2 separate regions of the Homo sapiens genome follow, and region 1 is linked to region 2. A link is a loop called in an ENCODE intact Hi-C map of the cell type or tissue named here. Cell type or tissue: adrenal gland. All regions are shown on one strand. Each heading gives the region's core, and the rest is flanking DNA. Links, peaks and the distances in the headings are about the cores only. Region 1 overlaps SMYD3 (SET and MYND domain containing 3). Region 2 overlaps SMYD3 (SET and MYND domain containing 3).

Region 1 (11,453 bases), core at 1,687-9,686, 99 kb after region 2:
CATCCTGTCCCCCTTTCTCTTCTTAAGAAATCCTGCTCACCTTTTAGGACCCAACTGAAATGGGTCCACTGCTGCAAGATCTTTGAAGAGGAGTCAGTTAATCCATCTTCCTGTGCACTCCCCCAGTACTTGACCATTTCCTCTCTTATCCTTAATTTCATTGTGTACTTTTCTCACTCCTATCTTCACCTATGTTTAGGCTGTGTGCACTTTGAAGACAACACCCCCTTCCCTAGGCATTACTTGTTAACAGGCCAACTGTGCAGCAAAGTAGCACAAATCCAGCTTGCTGCACATGTCCAATGCCTAAGATGAGGCTGGGCCTGCAGCAGGCTTGCAAGAAACAACCACTCATTCATTCAATGCCACATGAGTGGTTAACTGGATACAAAGGAGAAGCAAACACAACGAAGGCTTCTGCCTTAACCTTCTAGGTGTCCTACCTTGTACCTTGAAGGGATTAGAGAGAAAAACATTCTCCATCTTGCACTGCTGATTTCCAATGACAAGTGGGGCTTCCCCCCTCCCACAGAGGATTACAGGCCAACTTGGGTATGGTAGGGTTTTGGGGACTGGAGGTGGTTTAGAGTTTTTTCCAATCTTATTAAACTTACTCAGAGCTTAACATCTATTAATGAAATTATGTTTTCTATAATAAAAGTAGAGACTCAAATCCTATAGATGCCCTGACCTTAAGATATAAAAATTCAATTTTAAAAAATATTACACATACCAAATACAAAAGATCTATTCTGTGACCTCTTCTCTAACACCAACAACTGTAAATTTAATATCATCCTGTGTTACCTGAGGTAGTTGGAAGGTGTTTCTTCTACGTTTGTTGTATCTAGCTTTTTCTTTTCAGATTTTATTATTTATTTATTTTTGAGACAGGGCCTCAGTCTGTGGCTCCCAAGCTGGAGTGCAGTGGTGTGATCATGGCTCACTGCAACCTTGACTTCCTGGGCTAAAGTGATCCTCCCGCCTCATCGTCCTGAGTAGCTGGGACCACAGGGATGTAGCTGGGACTACAGGCCTGCACCACCACACCTGGACAATTTTTTATTTTTTGTAAAGACAGGGTCTCACTATGTTGCCCAGGTTAGTCTCAAACTCCTGGGCTCAAGCAATCCTCCCGCCTGGGCATCCCAAAGTGCTGGGATTATAGGCATGAGCCACCATGCCTGGCCAGCTTTTTCTTTAAGTGAGAAAAATGGTGAGAGAGAACTGTCTCCTACTCCTACTTCCTTTTGGTCACACAGCTATCTCGACCTTGAATAAAATTTCTGGATCTGACATGGTTTCAGTGGCTGCAATGAGAAAGGAAGTATACAGCACAAACTAGGAGTAGATTTGTTATTCATACTCCAACACCTGATTACCTTCTCAAAAACCAGGGTATTTCCTGCAACCCAGATTCCTCATTGACAGGAATCATCTTGGTCTGAAGGAAGGGATCAGGAGCCAAGAAATAAGAGTGGCCTCTAGAAGCTGGAAAAGGCAAGGAAGCAGATTCTCCCTAGAGTGTCCAGAAGGAGCCGGCCCTGCCAACAATCTTGAATTTTAGTCCAGTGGGACTCATGTCGGACTTTGGACCTACAGAGCTGTAAGATAACACGTGTGTGGTTTTTAAAGCCATTGATTTGTGGTAATTTGTTATGACAGAAACAGAAAGTGAGTGCACTGACTTCCCTGTACCAGTGACCACTAACTGGCATCTACACTAGTCCCTTTCCAAACAGTAGTGCTGTTTAAAAAAATTGTTATGTTTATCAACATGAAGCATCATAAGAAGTCACAATCGTAAGTTGAAGTCAATTAGAAAAAAGAAAATTCTAACAATTACCAAAGATCCAAACAAGAAAAATTCAGTATCAAACATTCCTCTTATATTCACAAAAGAGACCTGAATACACACATGCTTTAACTAAAATGATTTCTTTCCTATATGTGGAAAAAATGCACTTATTCATTAATTCAACACATAATTTACAGAGCCTCTCCCACCTGCCAGGCACTGTGAAGAATCCTGAGGGTTTCCTGCCATCTATCTGAGCCAGGGCAGGTGTGGAAAAAAATTTTCACATTAGTTCATTAATGGTAAAATAGGAAAAAGGAATAGAGCCACAGCTTAAAAGTTATGTCGTTATAGACAGAGATACCAGCAGAGAACTAAGCCACGTGCATTTGTTATCTGTTTCTGAGCAGCTTAAAGCAACCAGCTAAGTGACTTCACACAGTTCTGAGGGTCAGGAATCCAGGAGTGTCTTAGCTGCCATGGTTCCGCCTCAGGGTGTTTCAGGAGGTTGCAGTCAAACTGTCAGCCAGAGCCACAGTCAACTCAAAGATGGACAAAGGCTGGGGCATCTAAGCTCACTCCTGTGGTTGCTGGGGAACCTCAGTCACTCCCCGGCTGTTTGCCAGGGGCTTGGGTTACTTGCCAGGAGGGCTTCCCCTTAGAGCTGCTACAAGAAGGCAGGTGGCTTCTTCCCAAGTGACCCGAGAGAGAGATTCTGACCAAAACAGAAGCCAATGTGTTTTACAACTGAACCCCAGAAACGGCCTGCCGTCATTTCTATCATATTCTATTGGCCACACACACCAACTTACAACTGAACCTCAGAAACGGCCTGCCGTCATTTCTATCATATTCTATTGGCCACACACACCAACTTACAACTGAACCTCAGAAACGGCCTGCCGTCATTTCTATCATATTCTATTGGCCACACACACCAACTTACAACTGAACCTCAGAAACGGCCTGCCGTCATTTCTATCATATTCTATTGGCCACACACACCAACTTACAACTGAACCTCAGAAACGGCCTGCCGTCATTTCTATCATATTCTATTGGCCACACACACCAACTTACAACTGAACCTCAGAAACGGCCTGCCGTCATTTCTATCATATTCTATTGGCCACACACACCAACTTACAACTGAACCTCAGAAACGGCCTGCCGTCATTTCTATCATATTCTATTGGCCACACACACCAACTTACAACTGAACCTCAGAAACGGCCTGCCGTCATTTCTATCATATTCTATTGGCCACACACACCAACTTACAACTGAACCTCAGAAACGGCCTGCCGTCATTTCTATCATATTCTATTGGTCACACACACCAACTGTGATGCAGTGTGGGAGGGGAGTGCCCAAGGGTGTGAACCTCGGGATGCAGGAATCATTGGGATCAGGTTGAAGCCTGACTACCACACCATGTTCTTCCAAAACATTTCAACAAAGGAGCCATGTAGTAAAATCAGCATGGTTCTAGAATGGCAGTCATGGGGCCTGGAGTAGCCATGGATCGGCCACTTCTAGAATGGCGGTCATGGGGCCTGGAGTGGTCATGGATCGGCCACTTCTAGAATGGCGGTCATGGGGCCTGGAGTGGTCATGGATCGCCCACTTCTAGAATGGCGGTCATGGGGCCTGGAGTGGTCATGGATCGGCCACTTCTAGAATGGCGGTCATGGGGCCTGGAGTGGTCATGGATCGCCCACTTCTAGAATGGCGGTCATGGGGCCTGGAGTGGTCATGGATCGGCCACTTCTAGAATGGCGGTCATGGGGCCTGGAGTGGTCATGGATCGGCCACTTCTAGAATGGCGGTCATGGGGCCTGGAGTGGTCATGGATCGGCCACTTCTAGAATGGCGGTCATGGGGCCTGGAGTGGTCATGGATCGGCCACTTCTAGAATGGCGGTCATGGGGCCTGGAGTGGTCATGGATCGGCCACTTCTAGAATGGCGGTCATGGGGCCTGGAGTGGTCATGGATCAGCTACTCTACAATCTATCAAGGCCTCGGTTTCCAAAGCCGCAAAATGACAATGGAGTCCCATCTATTAATAAAACTTTGGGAGGTAGAAGGGCTGCTGCTTCTGCACTCAACGTTTACTGGGTGTTCATCATGTTCCAGATACTGTTTGAAGCGTTACACCCTTATTAACTCACTTTCTTCTCATCATAACCCTCTGAGGTGGTTACAATGTTCACTGCTGTGTAAGAGCTGAGAAGACTGAAGCAAAGAGAGTTCATCCATTTGCCAAAGCCTCACCATTAGTAAGAGGTAGTCAGGATTCGAACCTAAGTGGTTTGGCATCTAAGTCCACATTATAACCCACTGTACTCTCTAACAGAGGGTATGGAAATGATGCAAGTCAGTACACTATAAAATCATCAGCAATACTAAACTTTAAAAGAAGAAACCACGTTTAAAAAATTGGTTAAAAAATAGGAGCCAAGCATGGTGGTGCTCACCTATAATCGCAGCTACTAGAGAGGCTGAGGTGGGAGGATCACTTGAGCCCACGAGTTCAAGACCAGGCTAGGCAACATAGCAAGACGTTGTCTCAAAAAAAAAAAAGATAGATAGATAGATAGATAGATAGATAGATAGATAGATAGATAGATAGATAGACAGACAGACAGACAGACAGACAGACAGACAGATATAGATTCCATTTACATGAGGGACCTAGAGTGGTCAAACTTATAAAGACAGAGGGATGGATGCCAGGGCTGGGGGAATAGGGAATGGGGAGTTAAAATTTAATGGGCATTGAATTTTAGTTTGAGATATTGAAAAAGTTCGGGGGATGGATGGTGGTGATGGTTTCACAACAGTGGGAATGTATTTAATGTCACTGAACTATACACTTAAATGATTTAAATGGTCATTTTTATGTTATGTATATCTTACCACCATAAAAAGAAGACATTAAACTACAATATCCAATATTCCATCCAGGGGCTTCCTCAAAATGGAAAATCCCCATGGTTAATCGCTTTAGATGCATAGAAAATCGTTCCGTTCTAAGGTGTAGGAAGAAATCCAAAAGGACTTGTCTTTTCTGGTTGGTCCATCATCGCTCTCTCAACTTCTTTTCATTGCACTTTTCATTACAGAAATAAAATAAAATGTCGGAAGAGTTTCTGTTACTCTTATCTTTCCCAAGTCACATTAAGTAGGAATTTTTAATTTAAGTGCATTCCATTTCTAAAGCCAGGAAAATCTGCCCACACGAGGTGCTTCATAGCATACACATTAGGAACTCCTCTATGGTTCTCATTATTTACACCCTTCCTCGGATGTGCCCTGTGTGTTTTGAGAGTCAGAGATTGGCCCGACAAAATGAAAGCGAAGGCGTCAGCTGAGAGGGACGCGGGGCTTTAGGTAAAGGACACACGATGAGAGGCCCTGGCCATCGGGTTACTGTTGTCCACGTGTCGGATGGCTAGAGACGCTGTGAGAGTTACTCTCTCTAGAGGTCAGCACTTTGGATGCCCTCACCCTCTGAAATAAGCATTTTCTCCCGGGACATCAAGGAGCTGGGGACTCCAAGCATTTTCCTCACCACTCTGGTCATCTCCCACATTTAGGAGGAAAGTTCTACTTCCATGAGGCCTTTGCTTGCCTCATTTCAGAAATAGGGGAGGGCCTTCTCATAAAATGACTTTTTATGCCTTAGTTAAGAGCATATGTTTAATTTACCACTCACTTCCCTCTCATTATCCATCTATGTGCGGATCACAGTACTAGGTGGTATGAAGTGAGACTGAGAAAGTAAGAGATGAAGAAACTTAAAAAAAAAAAGCTGTAAAAAGGACACAGGTAAAATCTAACCTTCGGCTGGGCGCAGTGGCTCACGCCTGTAATTCCAGCACTTTGGGAGGCCGAGGTGGGTGGATCACAAGGTCAAGAGATTGAGACCATCCTGGCCAACATGGTGAAACCCTGTCTCTACTAAAAATATAAAAATTAGCTGAGGGTGGTGGCATGCGCCTGTAGTCCAAGCTACCCGGGAGGTGGAGCTTGCAGTGAGCCGAGATTGCGCCACTGCACTCCAGCCTGGTGACAGAGCAAGACTCCGTCTCAAAAAAAAGAAAAAGAAAATCTAACCTTCGAAGAAATGGAATGATTAAGACACATGAATAAATAAAACACCACTTACCTAGAAGTTTCTAATGTCCAGTAAACAAATTGTCATGCTTGTTAAAGTTACATATCACAGGTGGCTTCATAAGCCTCAGGACAACCTGAGAAGCAGCCCTGTGCTACACGGAAGTCATGGGACTAGAGTAGAAACAACTAGGTCCAAACCCTGAATTCCGCATTAATTCATTTGTTGATTACGACGTCCACCCATATGACAAGTATTTAGCCTAAGTCTGTTTATACACCTGAGAAATGGAGAACAGTAACAAATGCCTGAGGGTGCTATAAGGATTAAACAGGTAATTTATGCCAACGTGTTTGGTAAATATTTACAGATGATACAATTATGAACTGTAGGGCTGGATGATATTTCAAGATATCAATTTGTGCTCTTCTCTTTGCATTGCCTTTCTTTTTCTCCCACAGATCAGACTCTGCTCAGTGCCTCAGGGGAGGCATGTGGCAGTAGAGAAAGCAGAAACCATCTGCAAAATCTGGGATGCAGTAGGGGGTGGGGGAGAGACTAATGCAGCCTGCAGGGCTGACGGAGCAGGGGCCTAGGCCCCAGTTCTAAGCAGGGCTGCCACCCAGAAGCACAACTTCCCCAGGAGGGGGATTTGGATAGACAGAGACACATGCAACTCCTGAGTCCTATGTGTGGCAAGGATGCATCAGAGAGCCAATAGACATGCACAGGGGGCAGGCCAAGAGAGCCATGCCCCTAACAGCTTGGTCCTGGGGATGAGCCCAGAACCCTGAGAAGGGAGATGAAGTTTTCCACCACACCAGTGGAAAGACAATCAGCCAGAAATTGGGCAGATGTATAGAAAAAAAAATGAAATGTTATTTTTGGCACATTAGAGTTTGGGGACTGAGTTTTATACCCATTATAATATTTAACTTCCCAACACCTAAAATCCTCCTGGCAGTTAACAACGAATGCCCAATGGAAGAAATGTTTCTTGTTTAATTTCATAAATACATATAGAGAAGCCATCTTCTCTGACTAAAAAGACCACAGATTGTGCTGCTCTAATGAAAAGAGCATTGGCAGGGCATAAATTCTGAAACGATTTTCTATATGTTGCTAGCCACATAGAGGATGCTAAATAAAAAGCTGTTGGCTGATGGGTGACAAATTGTCCAGGGCAGCTCATAACTTCCCTAGACTCTTGAGATCAATGGCACACACCTGCCAACCAGTGGGCTGGGATTAGGGGTATAATGTGTTGTGATGAATGGACCTTTTCTCCATGCAATGCTAATGGGTTTATATAGAATAGAATTCATGATACAGGTGTTATTTTAAACACTGTGCTCTAACCCCTTGAAAACTGAACAAATAGACACATACTCATTAGGCCAGGACCACATCTATCAAGTTACCTAATGCATTCCCAGAGCCTAGAAGACTACTAGGCACAGAGTAAAAATTCAGTAACTATCTGGTGAATGTTAACTCACAGAAGACACAATACTGCCTCTAACTTCACCTATGAAATGCAAAGTAGAGGCGTAACTCCAACAAATAAAGCCAAGCCCAGTATTTAAAAGCCCAAAACAAATGAAGTGCAACAACAGAACAAGAGCTGGCTAGCTTTCCAGTGTCCCCATCCAAACTAGGGACACCTACAGAAACACAGAAAGTTCAAAGCCTATGGGAGGGGAACGTGGGGGAGGGAGAGGGACTTATTTACCAGCCCCAGCTTTACACTTCCTCCATCTCCTCCTCTTCTTTAGCAAGATGCCTCTGTGCTTTCCATGAAGAAGTCGGCCCCAGAACATGACCTGCATCTCAGAGAAGTTCTGATTTATGAATTGGCACTGAGGCGACGTCGCTGGTGCGGAACACCATGACGTCTGTGTCTAGGGTATGCGCATATGCTGCGTTTTTCCGCAGGTGCCTCGCAGTCTGCTCTGGCTCTTAGGGCTTCCGAACTCAGTTCAGGGCATGGATTTTAATTAACGAAATGAAACACTGGCCCTACACGACGGGACACTTAATGAATTTATTTAATGATGCCAAATATGGGGAACCCCTTTAGGGAGAGAAGCAAAAGGAACAGGAGAAAAAGATCAATTTGTTAAAAGACAGTCAAAGCAACTGAGTGTTACTCTCAGACAGGGGGGATGTCAACTGGGGAGTGATCCCCAGAAAATCAACTTCATTGTGAAATCAGAAGTACGAGCATCTTTCTTTCAACTGGAATTCATTGAGCATCTACTGAGCTGCTATTTCAGCACGCTTGCTGCTGGGAGACACAGAAGACATCCTTCCTCCTCAACATGCTTCTGATAGACATTATTAAGAAAAACTATTTTTTTGGCTAGCAATGCAGTTTCACCTCACATGATTTCACTTCCTTGGAGCCGTGAATCAGCAGTGGCAGGGATTATCTCCCCTGAGGAAAACCAAGATGTGGGCTGGCTGGCTGGGGTAGGGTGGTGAGAGGCAGTGCTGTGCAGGAAAGGACTTTCTCCAGGCCAGCAGGCTATGCAGTTACACAGAGGAGCAAGCCCTGCACCCACCATCGTGATTCCCAACCCTTCCCCAGACCTCAGCACCTCCACCACCACCAGGGAAACAAGACACAGTCACGGCAGCGGACAGCACTTTAGGACAAAGGGGGAAGGACAAAGGCAGGATGTGAGGATGGTCAGGGAGTGATCAGAACTGCTGGGAGAAAGATCAGCCATTGCTAAGTGTGTCTTCAAGCCCTACACTTCCCTGGAGAGATCACAGCTTTCTCTGGCAGATGCTCAGACAAGAGGTCACGGATAGGCACTGTTCTGGCAATTGCCAGACAAACCAACCTCTTTCTGATCCCACTGAGAGGCTGGACAATAACACAGTCTGTAGACAAGGAAATTCAAAGCATGGCATTCCTCCAGGGAAAACGCTGTGCTGGACCAGGACCAGGGCCTGCCAACACCTGTGAGCAGACAGATTCCAAAATGTACAGTCACAGGCTGGCTCCTCTGAGGCTTGGCTCACAGTGCTTCATCAAAAGAAATAAAGATAAGGAAGTATCTTCCTGCTATCAGCCCCTGCTTCGGTGGCACCCCACTCATCTCTTACCCACCCTTGGGGAGGGAATGGAGATCTTTAACCCTGGGTAAAGAGTACAATGAAACTTCATTTTCTGAGCTCCCAGAGGTTTTGGAACGTGATAGCTCCTACAGAGACATGATTCTTGCTGAATAAATAATTCTAAGTCAGTGACCTGACTAGGGACTCATGTCTGAAGCACCGTTTGATTCTTCAATTTTCAATTTTTCCTCCTTTTATTTACTAGCCAATATTTCCATGTGACAACCACATGCCCATCCCATTAGGAGGGCTATTACAAAAGAAATGAAAAGTAAATATTGGTGAGGATGTAGAGAAACTGGAATCCTCGTGCATTGCTGGTGGGGATGCAAACTCCTGCAGCTGCTGTGGAAAGCAGTCTGGATGCTCCTGAAAAAGTTAAACTACCAAACGATCTAGCAATTCTGCTTCTCGGTATATGCCCAAAGCAAACGAAAGCAGCGACTCAACAGATACTTGCCCACCAATGTTCATCGAACATTATTCAATTTCCAAAAAGTGGAAACATCCCAAGGGTCCGTCATCAGATGAACAGAAAAAATGTGGTGTAGACAGAAAATAATATTTTGCCGTAAAAAGGAAAGGAATTCTAATAATGCTACGGCACAGACAAACCTTGAAGAGATTATGTTAAGTGGAAGAAGCCAGACACAAAAGGACAAATACTGTGTGATTCCACTTACGAGAGGTTCTGAGAGTAGTCAAACTCACAGAGACGCAAAACAGATTGGTGGTGTCCAGGGTTGAGGTGAAAGGGGAGTGGATGATTGTCGCTTCACGGGGTAGGAATTTCTCTGAGGTAAGGAAAAACTTAGAAATAGATATGGTGCACAAGACTGTGGATGTAATTAATATCACTGAATTATACACTCAGAGATCATTCAAATCACAAACTTTATGTTAGATATATTTTACCACCAAAAAAAACCCACAAAAACAACCAAACATGAAACCAAACTATAAAGAAGAAAACAAGGTGGAAATAAAAAAAAAATAAGAGCTTAAGAAATAAAAGGGGAAGATTGCAAAAAGCACACAGAATAATAACATTAGCAATGCTGCCATATTAACTGCATGTAGATAGTATTTACTCTGTGCCAGGAATTGTTCTGGGTGCTATCCATATAACAACTTGTATAACCTTCATGGGAACCCCTTGATGTAGGTTTTTATTATTATCCTCATTTTAAAGTTAATAATTCTGAAAACCAGCAAGGTTAAGTATCTTGCCCAAGATCACAGAGCAAGACATGGCAAAACCTAGATTTAAACCCAGAAACTCTTGACCTGGAATCTATGTTTTTAAACAACTAAGCTGGTTGCCAGTATAAAAGACCTAAGAGTGAGTCAAAAAAAGAAAAAAAGAAAGAAAGAAAAAGGATTTAAGGATAGGGATGTATAAACAATTATATACTACCTAAAGCAAGAGAGAGAGAAAGAGAGATAAAGACTAATGAAACCAACATACTGCATTCTTATTTCAAAAGTCAAATATTAATTGTTCCATAAATAGTACAGGATACTACTGATCTTTTAGGCTCACCCAAGTCTCTCCCAGAAAACAAACAATAAAGCAGAAAGAGCACGGAACTCGAGGTTATAAAATCTGCTTTAAAATCCTGGCTCAATGACTTACTTTGCTTACTTCTTCATTTAGCGAGTATGTAATGAGTACCTGCTAGGCACCAGGGAACATGCTGGCTAGTTCACTCAACGTTTTGAATCCTAGTTCCTCTTTTATAAAATTGGAATAATATACCTACTTCACAGGGTTAAGAAAGCTAAATGAGATAGGCTATGACTGTTCTTGACTCCTAGTTTACACTCAGTAATGGTTGACTGAAGATGTTTTCTCTTGCCTAGTTTCTCAGAATAAAAATTCGTGATGATGATAAGATATATAAATCATGCGGCTTGGGTTTTCAATGGAGGCATTGTGACTGCCAGGCTGTAGACAAATCTACACAGCTACTCGGCTCCTTGTGCCCCACCCTCTTTCTTACCCTTAAGCTGGCAAGATGATGACACATGGCAGGGCACCGATAAGTGTCGGTTTTTTTCTGTTCTTCCCAGAAGGGGTGGGAAGAGACAACAGAAAGGAGAAAGGAAAAGGAGACAGGAGAAAAAAGGAACATGGAAGAAAAAAAAACAGAATGTGAAGATGGAGATAGGATATTACTTCCTTCCCTTCTCTCCCACTGGGGTAGAAAGGGCTGTGGTCTGCAGGGGGCGTCCACCTTCCATTTCTCTCTAGAATGTCCCATAGCATCAACCATGCCCCTAAACCAAAAATGACACAAACCTTCTCCAGACTCTAAAAAGCCCCTTTGGACCACACAGGACTTCTCTCTGTTTCCCCCTCCCCTGGACACCACCATACACACAGTTCAATGATGACCTTTTATTTT
Region 2 (11,453 bases), core at 1,824-9,823:
CTGACTTCAAATTATACTACAGAGCTATAGTAACCAAAACAGCATGGTACTGGCATAAAAACAGACACACAGACCAATGGAAAGAAATAGAGAATCCAGAATTAAATCCATACATCTGCAGTGAACTCATTTTTGACAAAGGTGCCAAGAACATACACTGGGGGAAGGATAGTCTTCAATAAATGGTGCCGGGAAAACTGGATGTGCAGAAGAATGAAACTAGATTTCTATCTCTCACTATATAAAACAATTAACCAAGATGGATTAACGACTTAAATTTAAGACCCTCAAACTACGAAACTACTAAAAGAAAACACTGGGGAAACTCTCCAGGACATTGGTGTGGGCAAAGATTTCTTGAGTAACATCCCAAAAGCACAGGCAACCAAAACAAAAATGGACAAATGGGATCACATCAAGTTAAAAGCTTCTACACAGCAAAGAAAACAATGAACAAAGTAAAGAGACAACCCACAGAATGGGTGAAAATATCTGCAAACTACCCATCTGACAAGGAATCAATAACTAGGATATATATAAGGACTTCAAACAACTGAATAAGGAAAAAAATCTAACAATCTAACAATCTGGGCAAAAGATCTAAATAAACATTTCTCAAAAGACGACATACAAATGGTGAACAGGTATAAGAACATCCCGCATCATCAAAGAAATGCAAATCAAAACTACAATGAGATATCATCTCACCACAGTTAAAATGGCTTTGATCCAAAAGATAGGGAGTAACATATGCTGACAAAGATGTGGAAAAAAAGGGAACCCTCGCACACTATTGTTGGGAATGTAAATTAGTACATCTACTATGGAAAACTGTATGAAGGGTCCTCGAAAAACTAAAATAGAACTACCATTGATCCAGCAATCTCACTGGTAGGTATATACGCAAATGAAAGGAAATCAGTATATCGAAGAGGTATCTGCACGCCCATGTTTATTGCACTACTATTCACAATAGCTAAGCTTTGGAAGCAACCTGAGTGTCTGTTGATAGATGAATAAAGAAAACATGGTACATATACACAATGGAGTACTAGTCAGCCATAAACAAGAATGAGATCCTATCACTTGCAACAGCAAGGATGGAATGGGAGGACATTGTGTTCAATTAAACTAGCCAGACACAGAAAGACCAACTTCACATGTTCTCACTAATTTGTAGGAGCTAAAAATTAAAAGAATTTAACTCATGGAGATAGAGAGTAGAATGATGGTTACCAGAGCCTGGGAAGGTAGTGGGCAAGGGAGGGAACGGGGGATGGTTAATGGGTACAAAAATATAATCAGATAGAATGAATAACATCTACTATTTGATACAACAGGGTGACCAGAGTCTACAATAATTTACTGTACATTTAAAAATTACTGAAGAAATATAATTGGAATATTTGTACCACAAAAGAAATGATAAATGCTTGAGGCAATGGATACCCCATTTATCCTAACATGATTATTACACATTGTATGACAGTATCAAAATATTTATCTCATGTACCCATAAATATACACGCCTACTCTGTAGCCATAAACATTCAAAATTTAAAAATACAAAAATAAATAATGTTTACAAAAGAGGATTGGTCTCTTGGGAAATAAACTGCAGAGACAGCCCAGGATGACATCCACTTTGTCCAGGAATCTGGGGGGAGGGGAGCAATGACCTGGATGTGACTCTGTGCAGTGCCACTCATGCTGTCTTCTTACTCAGCTGTACTTCCCTTCCTTCTGCTATGTACACCCCCTCAGTGACAGCAATGTCGGGAACTGTAGGGGTGAAGAGGACAGCACGAGTAGTGATGAAGGACAGTGATATGCCCCCTAAGTCTGGACAAAGGTCAGCTTACTTCTGGAAGGAGAGCCCAGGTTAGGAAGTGCAGGGGAGCAAGCCAGGAAGAATACAAGAATGAAAAACAAGCTGAGCTGAGCATGGTGGCTCACACCTGTAATCCCAACAGTTTGGGAGGCAGAGGCAGGAGGACTGCTTGATCCCAGAAGCTGAAGACTAGCCTGGGCAATACAGTGAGACTCCATCTCTACAAAAATATTTTTAAAAATTAGCAGGGCATGGTGGCACACGCCTGTAGCCCCAGCTACTGAGGAGGCTGACATGGGAGGATTGCCTGAGCCCAGGAGTGAGCCATGAACACACCACTGCACTTCAGCCTGGGCGAAAGAGTGACGCCCTGTCTCAAAACAGAAAAAAGAAAGAAAGAAAAACACCAACCACCCCAGCACAGTGACCACTGGAACCAAACCAAACAAGAGGCACTAGGCACAAAAAAAGGGGGAAGAAAGCAGAGACAACTAAAAATTGGAACAGGAGGAGTTAAAAAACTGTTAAGAAAATTATGTGAACAATTCAGAGACTCTGATCAGCAAATGATGGGAACTGAGGATGCTGTATTTCTTGGAACCTCCCAAATAGACTATTTCCCCAGATCATTCAATAATAATAATGGCTACCATTACCAAGCATCTACCATCTCCCAATCTATACATATATTATCTAATTATCTAATTGAACCCTTAAAGTAGCTTTGCCAGGTTTAGAGTATTCTCATTTTACAAAAGAGAAAATTAAGACCATCACAGGGAAGGTAACTTGCTGATGTCAAAGGGTTGGTCAACAGCAGAAACCAGAACCATCTATCTGCAAAGCACATGCTCTTTCCACCGTATCAAGCTGTCCTCTTATCCACCATTTGGATTTCATGTCTCTGGCCAGTTGCTGATGCTCCGGAACTAGAACCCAACTTCTGCTAAATCTAACTCTGTACTCTTTGTATAATATCCTGTGGCTTTAAATAAGATATTGACTCAGCAAATGGTACTAGAATCATTGGCTATCCATATACAAAAAAGAACATTATGCATACACATAAATTAACTGAAAATGGATCAAATTCCTAAATGTAAAACCTAAAACTATAAAATCTAATATGAAACACAGAAGAAATATCTTTCTCCTCTTGAATTAGGTAAAGATTTTCAGCTATGGCTTCAAAAGACTGATCCATGAAAGAAAAATACTGATAAACTAAACTATTTCAAAATTTAAAACTTCTGCTTTTCATTCTGTGAAGAGAATGAAAAGACCAGCTGCAAACTGAGGAAAAAAACATGTATAAAACATATGTCCAACAAAAGACCTGTGTACAGGATAAAGAACTCTCAAAACTCAGTAAGAAAACACCCAATTTTTAAAATAGGCAAAAGATTTGAACAGATATATCAACAATTAAGATGTACATGTGGCACACAAACACGTGAGAAAACACATTACAGTACTGCAAATTAAAACCACAATGCAATGTTACCACACTAAATGTATTAGGAGGATGAAAAACAAAAAGAAAATCTGACAAAAACAAGTGCTGGTGAGGATTTGGGGTAACTGGAACTCTGAGTCATTGCTGGTGGGAATTCAAAACAATAGGGGCTGCTTTGAAAAAAAGTGCAGCAATTTCTTATAAAGTTAAACATATATTTACCATAGAGCCCAGCAACCCCACTCCTAGGTATTTGTCCAAATAAAATGAAAACTTATATTTGCACAATAACCTGTATGTGAATGTTCACAGTGGCTTTGACAACCACCAAAACTAGAAAACAACTCAAATATCCTTCACTTAGAAAAACAAACTATGAAATAGCCATGTAATGGAATACTACTTGGCAATAAAAATGAACCAACTATTGAGGTTATATATTATAAATGTGTGTACAAATAACATGGCTAAGCAAAAGAAGCCAAATGAAATGGCTGGTTAATGTATATGATATTGTGGAAAAGGTAAAATGGTAGTGACAGAAAGAAGATTTGGGTTAGCAGGTGCTGGGAGTGGGGTATAGACATGGATACAACGCAGTACGAAGGAATTTGGGAGTGGTGGTGATAGAACGCTTCTCTATCTTGATGGTGGTGGTGGTGGTTGTGGTCACAGACTGCATTTATCCAAGTTTGTAGAACTGTACACTAAAAAGGGTGAATTTTACTGAATGCAAATTACACTCCAATTCTTTAAAAAGATAGGGAAGGTCTATCTGTTACTCTTATCACTATAGAAACAGCATAGTGAAGAGGTTAGGGCTATACTCTTGAAAGCTCCCGTTGCCTCATCTGTAAAACGGCAGTAAGAGTAACCCTAACTTTGATATGGTTGTAGAGAGAAATGAGATGAGGCATACAGAGAAGTCTGCAGAGTACCTCGTGAGAGGTGAAGCCAGCTGGACTTCCAGGGTGGAGTGGGGAATTGGAGAACTTTTCTGTCTTACAAGGGGATTGTAAAATGCACCAGCTGGTGCTCTGTAGCTAGCTAGACGTTTGTAAAATGCACCAATCAGTGCTCTGTAAAAACGCACCAATCAGCGCTCTGTAGCTAGCTAGAGGTTTGTAAAATGGACCAATCAGCACCCTGTAAAATGGACCAATCAGCACCCTGTAAAATGAACCTATCAGCACTCTGTAAAATGAACCTATCAGCACTCTGTAAAAGGAACCAATCAGCAGGACATGGGTGGGGACAAATAAGGGAATAAAACCTGGCCACCCCAACCAGCAGCGGAAACCCGCTCAGGTCCCCTTCCACGCCGTGGAAGCTTTTGTTTTTTCACTCTTCACAATACATCCTGCTGCTGCTTACTCTTTGGGTCCGTGCCATCTTTAAGAGCTCTAACACTCACCGCAAAGGTCCGCGGCTCCATTCTTCAAGTCATCAAGACCATGAACCCACCGGAAGGAACCAACTCTGGACACACTAGCACACAATAAGTGCCCCCATAAGCTTTAGCAGGTATTCTAATTTCCAGTAGTATCTGAGGAAGAATCACCTTATTGTACTAGACTTCCTGAACACTACTGCGTACCTGTGGACCATGTGTTGGGCTGGGGATGGTACTTGGTACACAAGAACACATACTCTGTATCACATTAGCTGCCATCCCTCAATCTATCCTCTGAGCTGGAGGCTTATGAAGCCCCAAAGATGGTAGAAAAGAATGTGTGTGCAAGAACTGGAAAGGTGAGACAGAATTCACGACACCACAAATTGTGGAGAGACCATCTTTTACCCGAGGTGGACATAACAGGGCCACGTGAAGGAGCCTGGTGAGCACAGCTGCCTGTCCTCTGGGGAGAAGGCAGAGAAGAAGTGCCACATCCTGTGATGTGGTGAACGCCACAGTCCAAGGCAAACACAATAGCTACATTGTTTATCTCTCAGCCAACTTTACAGCCCATCGTAGCATGCCCAGAAGCCTCTCCCCGTATGTCATAGCAACACTGCAGACGGGATTATGTGATTATGAAGTCAGTAACTCCCTTCCTTGATTAAACATGAACTCAAACAGACAGTCATTCACTCTGGGGGAAACCCATTTTTCTGCTTGTCTGGAGAAGCAAGACACAGGTAACATACAGCAATGTTAGGTTTCAACTAATTAAAAATGGGAATGAACACACGCACACGCACGCACACACTTCTTCAGTTCCCTGTCAAATCTTCCTGAGGACAACATAGTTTGGTTATGATGAAAACTTTAGAAACGGGAAACATTCTGCTTAGATTGTTAAAATTGAGAACAACGCAGAGCTGGTTGGGCTCATCATCCCACCAGGAGACAGTTCTGCTTACAATTTATCTAGCAAAATAGAGTAAGGCAGCAGAAAAAATCTTGGTTTCCTAGTGACCTTTAAGTAAGTGCTCCCATTTCAAATAGACTCAGTACCATAAAAACTTTCTTGGGCTGAGAACTTTCATTTCCTTTGAATATAACTTTTGCGCTAACATTCTTTCATTTCTTCTTCTTCAGACAATCATTGTTTCTTCCTTTCACTCAAACCTGCCTCTGTTCCCCGGTTTTCACGGTTTACAGGGCATAGCCCAGGTGATGTACAGCCCACATGGGAATCAAGGCAGTTCCCACACAGCACCAGCACAAAGTCATTTCTTTGTAGAAGCTGGGCTTCTTCAGGGCTGTGTAACTCATAGGTGTCGTGGAGGGTCTCAGAAGGAAACGAGGGAAGGCAATTCTGTGTTGCAGAAAAAGAGTTTTTCTAAAAAGAAGCTGAAATAATTACCAGAGACAAAAATTAACATTGCTTTATATTTACAGAAGAAACTAAGAGGAAGTAGGCTTAGAATTGTAGCATCAGGGAATGAGAAGTTTATTAAGGCTTCTCCCCACTACAGAACCATTTATTAAACTGTTTCCAGAATGGATACATTTTCACAATGATCCTACTCAATCTCTCTTCATAGAAGGCTCTGTGATAAAAGAAGATATAGATCCCCTGCTCCACAGACGGCTGACACTGGGTAAAAGATGCACACATACTTGGAAGCCCTCAGGAAAATTAGATCATTATCTTCTCGTTTTTTCTTTGCCTCCAAAGACTTAGATTTTTACCTATGTACTCGAAAAGCAACTGCAGACTTCCAATCAAGATGCTGTAAGTTCAAACCTGGAAGCGTTCCCTTCTACTCCAAATCCATAGTAATGACAGGTAAAATATAAAAACAGGAACCAAAAATAGCTTTGCCAAGTCAAAAAAAAAAAAAAAAACAGGCAATGATCTCCCTGGACCAAAAATAGAACAGAAATGCAAAGCAATAAACAAAGCTGAAGCTCCAGGGCCTGAGGTCTGGAAGTAGGTGGCAGTAGGTACAAGCTGAGTGCTGGTGGTTAAACAGGGAATACAAATGTTTCACATAAAAATGGTGAGTACAGTCAACCTTAAAGCTTAAAGCCAGAGAATGGGGTGAGGCTACCTTGCTTGACAAAAGAGGCCGGGATAAACAAAACCAGGGCTGATGACCTGTTCCCCTGTGCTAGATATTTACAGGAAGCTGTGGGCCTGAAGGGGCCAAACAGAGCCATGCTCTCTTGTCTAGGTACACAGCCATGACGCCCACCATCTAGGCAACACTTCTGCACTAGCCTCAGCATCACCGGGGCGCAAGAGGTCCAAATGCCATTAAGTTCTGGTTTTGAACTGGAGGCTGAGGGGCTTGGGGGAGGCAAAACTACCAGACAGAAGGGAAGAGCACAGAAGGAGTGAAAAGAACAAAACAAAAAAACTGTCCACTAAAAATGAGCCTGCCATACAAAATTCCAGAACACTGAGTGAAATGCAATGCTAACCAACTGAAAACAATCAGAACATAAATTCCCTCCAGTAAAATAAACTTCATGGAACTAACACTTAAAAGAAGTGTGATTAGAATACCCAAAGAGATGAATAATGTAGTAGCATGCATTAAAGTAAAAAAGAAGTTATAAAACCAAAATAGGCAGAAATAAAACACAGAGACGTGAAAAAGAACAAATTTGAAATCTTGGAAATAAAAATTGGTCTTTAAGCTGAACCAGTAAGCAGAAAGTATCCCTAGCACCTGACTTAAGGGAGCTCTAAGTTTAAAAACACGGACAAAATGCCAGAAGCTAAAATGGGTTCTCTCTGAGGAGTAGGTCGTGGGCAGGAGCAAGAGAGGAAAGGGGTACCATTGTTTTCAACTGTGTTAGAGTACTTTAATTTTTCAAACTATATACATGTATTACTTTAATAAAAAATCAAAATAAGAAATGTAAAAGCCCATTTGCAAGAAATAACACTAGTGAAGGATTACCTGAAGGATTTGCAGTCACTGCTTTCCTCCATAGAGACTAAATTGTATTCTTGGAAAGAAACAAACCATCAAAGAGATATGATCTTAGATTACCTAATTTTTCACGCTTCTAGTTACCTCTTTTATTAAGAAGTATTAATTTGGCTGGGCACGGTGGTTCACACCTGTAATCCCAGCACTTTGGGAGGCCAGGGCGGGTGGATCACTTGAGGTCAGGAGTTCGAGACCAGCCTGGCCAACATGTTGAAACCCCATCTCTACCAAAAAGTATAAAAAATTAGCCAGGTGTGGTGGTGCGCGGCGCCTGTAATCCCAGCTATTCAGGGGGCAAGGCAGGAGAATTACTGAAACCTGGGAGGCAGAGGTTGCAGTGAGCTGAGATTGTGCCACTGCACTGCAGCCTAGAAGACACAGTGAGACTGTCTCCAAAAAAAAAAAAAGTATTGTCAATCAGCTATGATGAAGAATATTATAGAAATCAGTGATTTCACTCGCTGTGGAAGTCCAGTAAGAATGCTTTGTGAGTGCCTCAGGCCTCAGTGCAGGGAAAAACTGCTCTGGCTGTGTTTTCCTTCTTAGGGCTACTGTGAATTTTGAAAGTAGTCTTTTAGGTTTGGCTGCTGATACATTAAGGGTAAATTCATCATTTTTCTAGCTGTTATATATTGCTTCTAGGCCTTTTGGTTAAGCTCAAGTGTAGTACTTCTAGCTGTTACATAAAGGATCATATGGTATAAATTCTGCATACTAAACTACTTTCATCTTATTTGTCACTTTTATTTCTCAAACGAAAATAAAATTTATTGCTGTTGTATTACATATGCAAGTAGATACATATATACATGTGTATGTATCCTTGTGAATGTGTGCGTGTAAGCTACTTCAAAATCTTTTGGGTGGAGGAAAGGGAACAATTAGATAAAGGAAATTGGTATTTTGAAACAGAAAAAGGGAACAAAAGCAGGTTGAATGTTAGGGTCGCAACTAGAGAGCACTGAATGGCAACCTATGAGTATGAAGTTGATCCTGAGTGCTAAAGATAATGCTGAATGCTTGAACATTTCTGAGCAAAGTAACAACATGAGAATAGTGGCATCTGAGAGAGTTTACCTAAAACAGTGTGTGCCAAGGATGAAAAGAAAGAAATTGAGAGCCCGGTGAATAATCAGGGGCTATTTCAATAACCTAGCAGTGAGGCAACAGAGCTTTGATAGACTGATAGACATGGTGTTTCAAAAGAATTAACTCTAACAGGACTTAGGAAAGAAAAATTGACATGGCAAGTAATCATAGCTTGTTTGTTTTTTGCAACAAGGCATGTGACATCCAAAGCAGCACGCTATGTTCTTGCCACAAACTTATGGAAACAATCAATTCCATTTGGTCTGTTCAGCTCCTATTGCCTTGGATTCTGACCTGGGCAAGCCATGAGGACCCAAATCATTCAAAAACCTCCCTCAGAAGGTAAGTTTTATTTTTTTCCAGAAATTAAGCTGCAGCTGATTACAAATGACAACTGTAAATATGCAAATTATACTTGCTATTAAAAGGGTTCCTGCCTTCCTGAAACAAAATACTGTGTAAGTCCAATAATATGCAGATGTAGACACATAATAAATATTGCTTGATGCAGAAAACTGGTGAGATGAATTTTCTAGGTTCCAAGAAAAGCAGAAAAATAAGCTTGGAAACTTTAAATCCAGGAACTGAAAATTAATTTTGATTGAACTAATGTTGAATTTATGATCTTTTGGGAATGCACTAAGCTGAATTTACCTCTGTATTTTTTTTTGAGGCAAATTGATAGTACAGAGATCTCAGAGGAGTGTTTATATCACTAAACAAAATTCTCAAATAGAAACTTAAAAATACAACTGAAAAATTAGTTGCAAACTAAGTTTATATTCTCATCTAAGTACATACTCTACTCTCTTCCACTAGAAAATATTTCATGGAAACATGGGAAAACAGGAGCGGGGAGGGGCCCTATGGCTGTCTAGTGTAATTCTTTAATGTTACAGAGGATGGAACGAATCCAGAGAGGTTCAATGACTTGCCCAGGACCATTCAATGTGTTAGATACAGCATGGACTATAATCCAGCAGAGTAATCAAGTACTGTTTTCATGACACCATTAGACCCATCTCAATATTTTAATGGTCAATGTTATATGTTAACTTGAGTGGGCCACAGGGTGCCCAGATATTTGGTCAAACATTATTCATAGAGTGTCTGTGAGAGTATTTCTTTATGAGCTTGCCATTGGAATCCACAGACTCAGTAAAGGAGTCTGCTCTCTCTGGTGGCACTTAACTAACCAGCTGAAGGCCTGAGTGGAACCAAAAGGCTGCAATTCCCTCAAGTAAAAGCAAAAGAGAATTCCTCCTGGCTTACTGCTTGAGTTGGACTGATCAGTTCTTCTTGGAACTTGGGCCTGCCAGCTTTTGGAACAGAACTTACACCACTGGCTCTCCTGGTTCTCAGGGCTTCAGACTTGTCCTGAAACTATACCATGGCTCTTCTGGGTCTCCAGCTTGCCAACTGCAGATCTTGAGACTTCTCAACCTCCATAATCAGGTGAGACAATTCCTTAGAATAAATCTGTTTCTCCACCCCATCTTGTTGGTTCTCCTTCTCTGAAAAACCCTAATTTTAATATTAAACGAATCTTTAGCTCAATAGAGTAAAGAAAATGGTCTCAGTGGGTATGGTAGACATTATGCACTAGCTACCCAAAATCCATTTAACACCTCTCTTTTCTCTTGACTTCCTCTTGCATAAAGGCTAAAAAGCTAAAATACAGTTCCTAGCCTCTTCTATAGCTAAAGGTGGCCATATGACACCATTCTGAACAACAAAGTAAATGACATCATTTTTGAGCAATAAAGTGTAGGTAGATATCCTTAGGAGGTCTTCCCTTTGCTCTTTGCCTCTTATTACCCCATCTTTTTTCTCCAGAGCTTAGATACACTGACTGGGGTTTGGAAGCATCAGTCATCTTCAGACTGTAAGGACAAACCCACATGCTAGGGATGACTATGGAGGAAGACAGAAGGATTTCAGGTCCATGATGAGATCTATGAGTCGCTGCTGTCATCTTGGATTACTTCTCCAGAATTTTTAGAACATGCACCCCACCTACTAAAGCTACGTTTAGTTGGGCTATCTGTTATTTATAGCCAAATCCTTTCCTAATATACTATTGCAGCCCAGATGTCACCTGTTACAATAAAACTAAGATCACTATGACCCCCATTTTAATAAAAGATCATCATTCATTCACTCAAGAATTTTCTGAAGATCCACCATATTCATGGCACCTAAGAGGAACTAAATTCAAGAGCCTTCTCATTTCCAACCAAGGATGCTGGTGGAAAGCTACCTTGCTAACATTCCAGATCATGGTCTGGGAGGAATCCCAGGGCAGTTTCCCATGATTTCTGTCATTCTTGCCTGTGGCAAAAGGCTAACAATAAAGTAGATTGAATCTTCAGGAGCTATTAGAATATTCAACTTTTCCCACTTAATTCCCTTATTTTCAAAAGTTCTTCTTAAGGCAAAATGGATCATGTTCATGGACTCCTGCAGCATTAGAATGAGCTCAGGGTCCTTTCTCATGCAGTGAGAGCAACTACCTCTCTTGATTCATGTTGCCAATGGGAGTTACAGTGAGTTGTGGTATACTGGCAGGAGCATTAGGTTTAGTCATGACATCTGGGTGTCAGACTTGGTTTTGCCACTTTTTCCTTTAAGTCCCAGGGGTAAGTCCTGGGATAAGTCTCAGAGGCATATCTCTGAACCTTTCCG

The links. Peaks named below come from ENCODE experiments on the same cell type or tissue, not always from the same donor. Only the 100,000 strongest peaks of a DNase experiment are listed, where the experiment ranks them.
Region 1: it touches region 2 in a loop (2.4-fold over the local background); 23 of 110 quality-filtered maps call a loop at or near these places.

Annotation. Positions count from the first base shown.
Region 1 is chr1:245,989,199-246,000,651 of GRCh38, forward strand. The region is part of intron 5 of SMYD3 (SET and MYND domain containing 3); the gene reads right to left. Among named protein-coding and RNA genes, the nearest start is that of SMYD3-AS1, 110 kb to the right of the region's middle. In adrenal gland, for the core only: no CTCF peak of the experiment used is centred there; a DNase peak (open chromatin) is centred at 6,533.
Region 2 is chr1:245,889,825-245,901,277 of GRCh38, forward strand. The region is part of intron 8 of SMYD3 (SET and MYND domain containing 3); the gene reads right to left. Among named protein-coding and RNA genes, the nearest start is that of SMYD3-AS1, 210 kb to the right of the region's middle. In adrenal gland, for the core only: no CTCF peak of the experiment used is centred there; no DNase peak of the experiment used is centred there.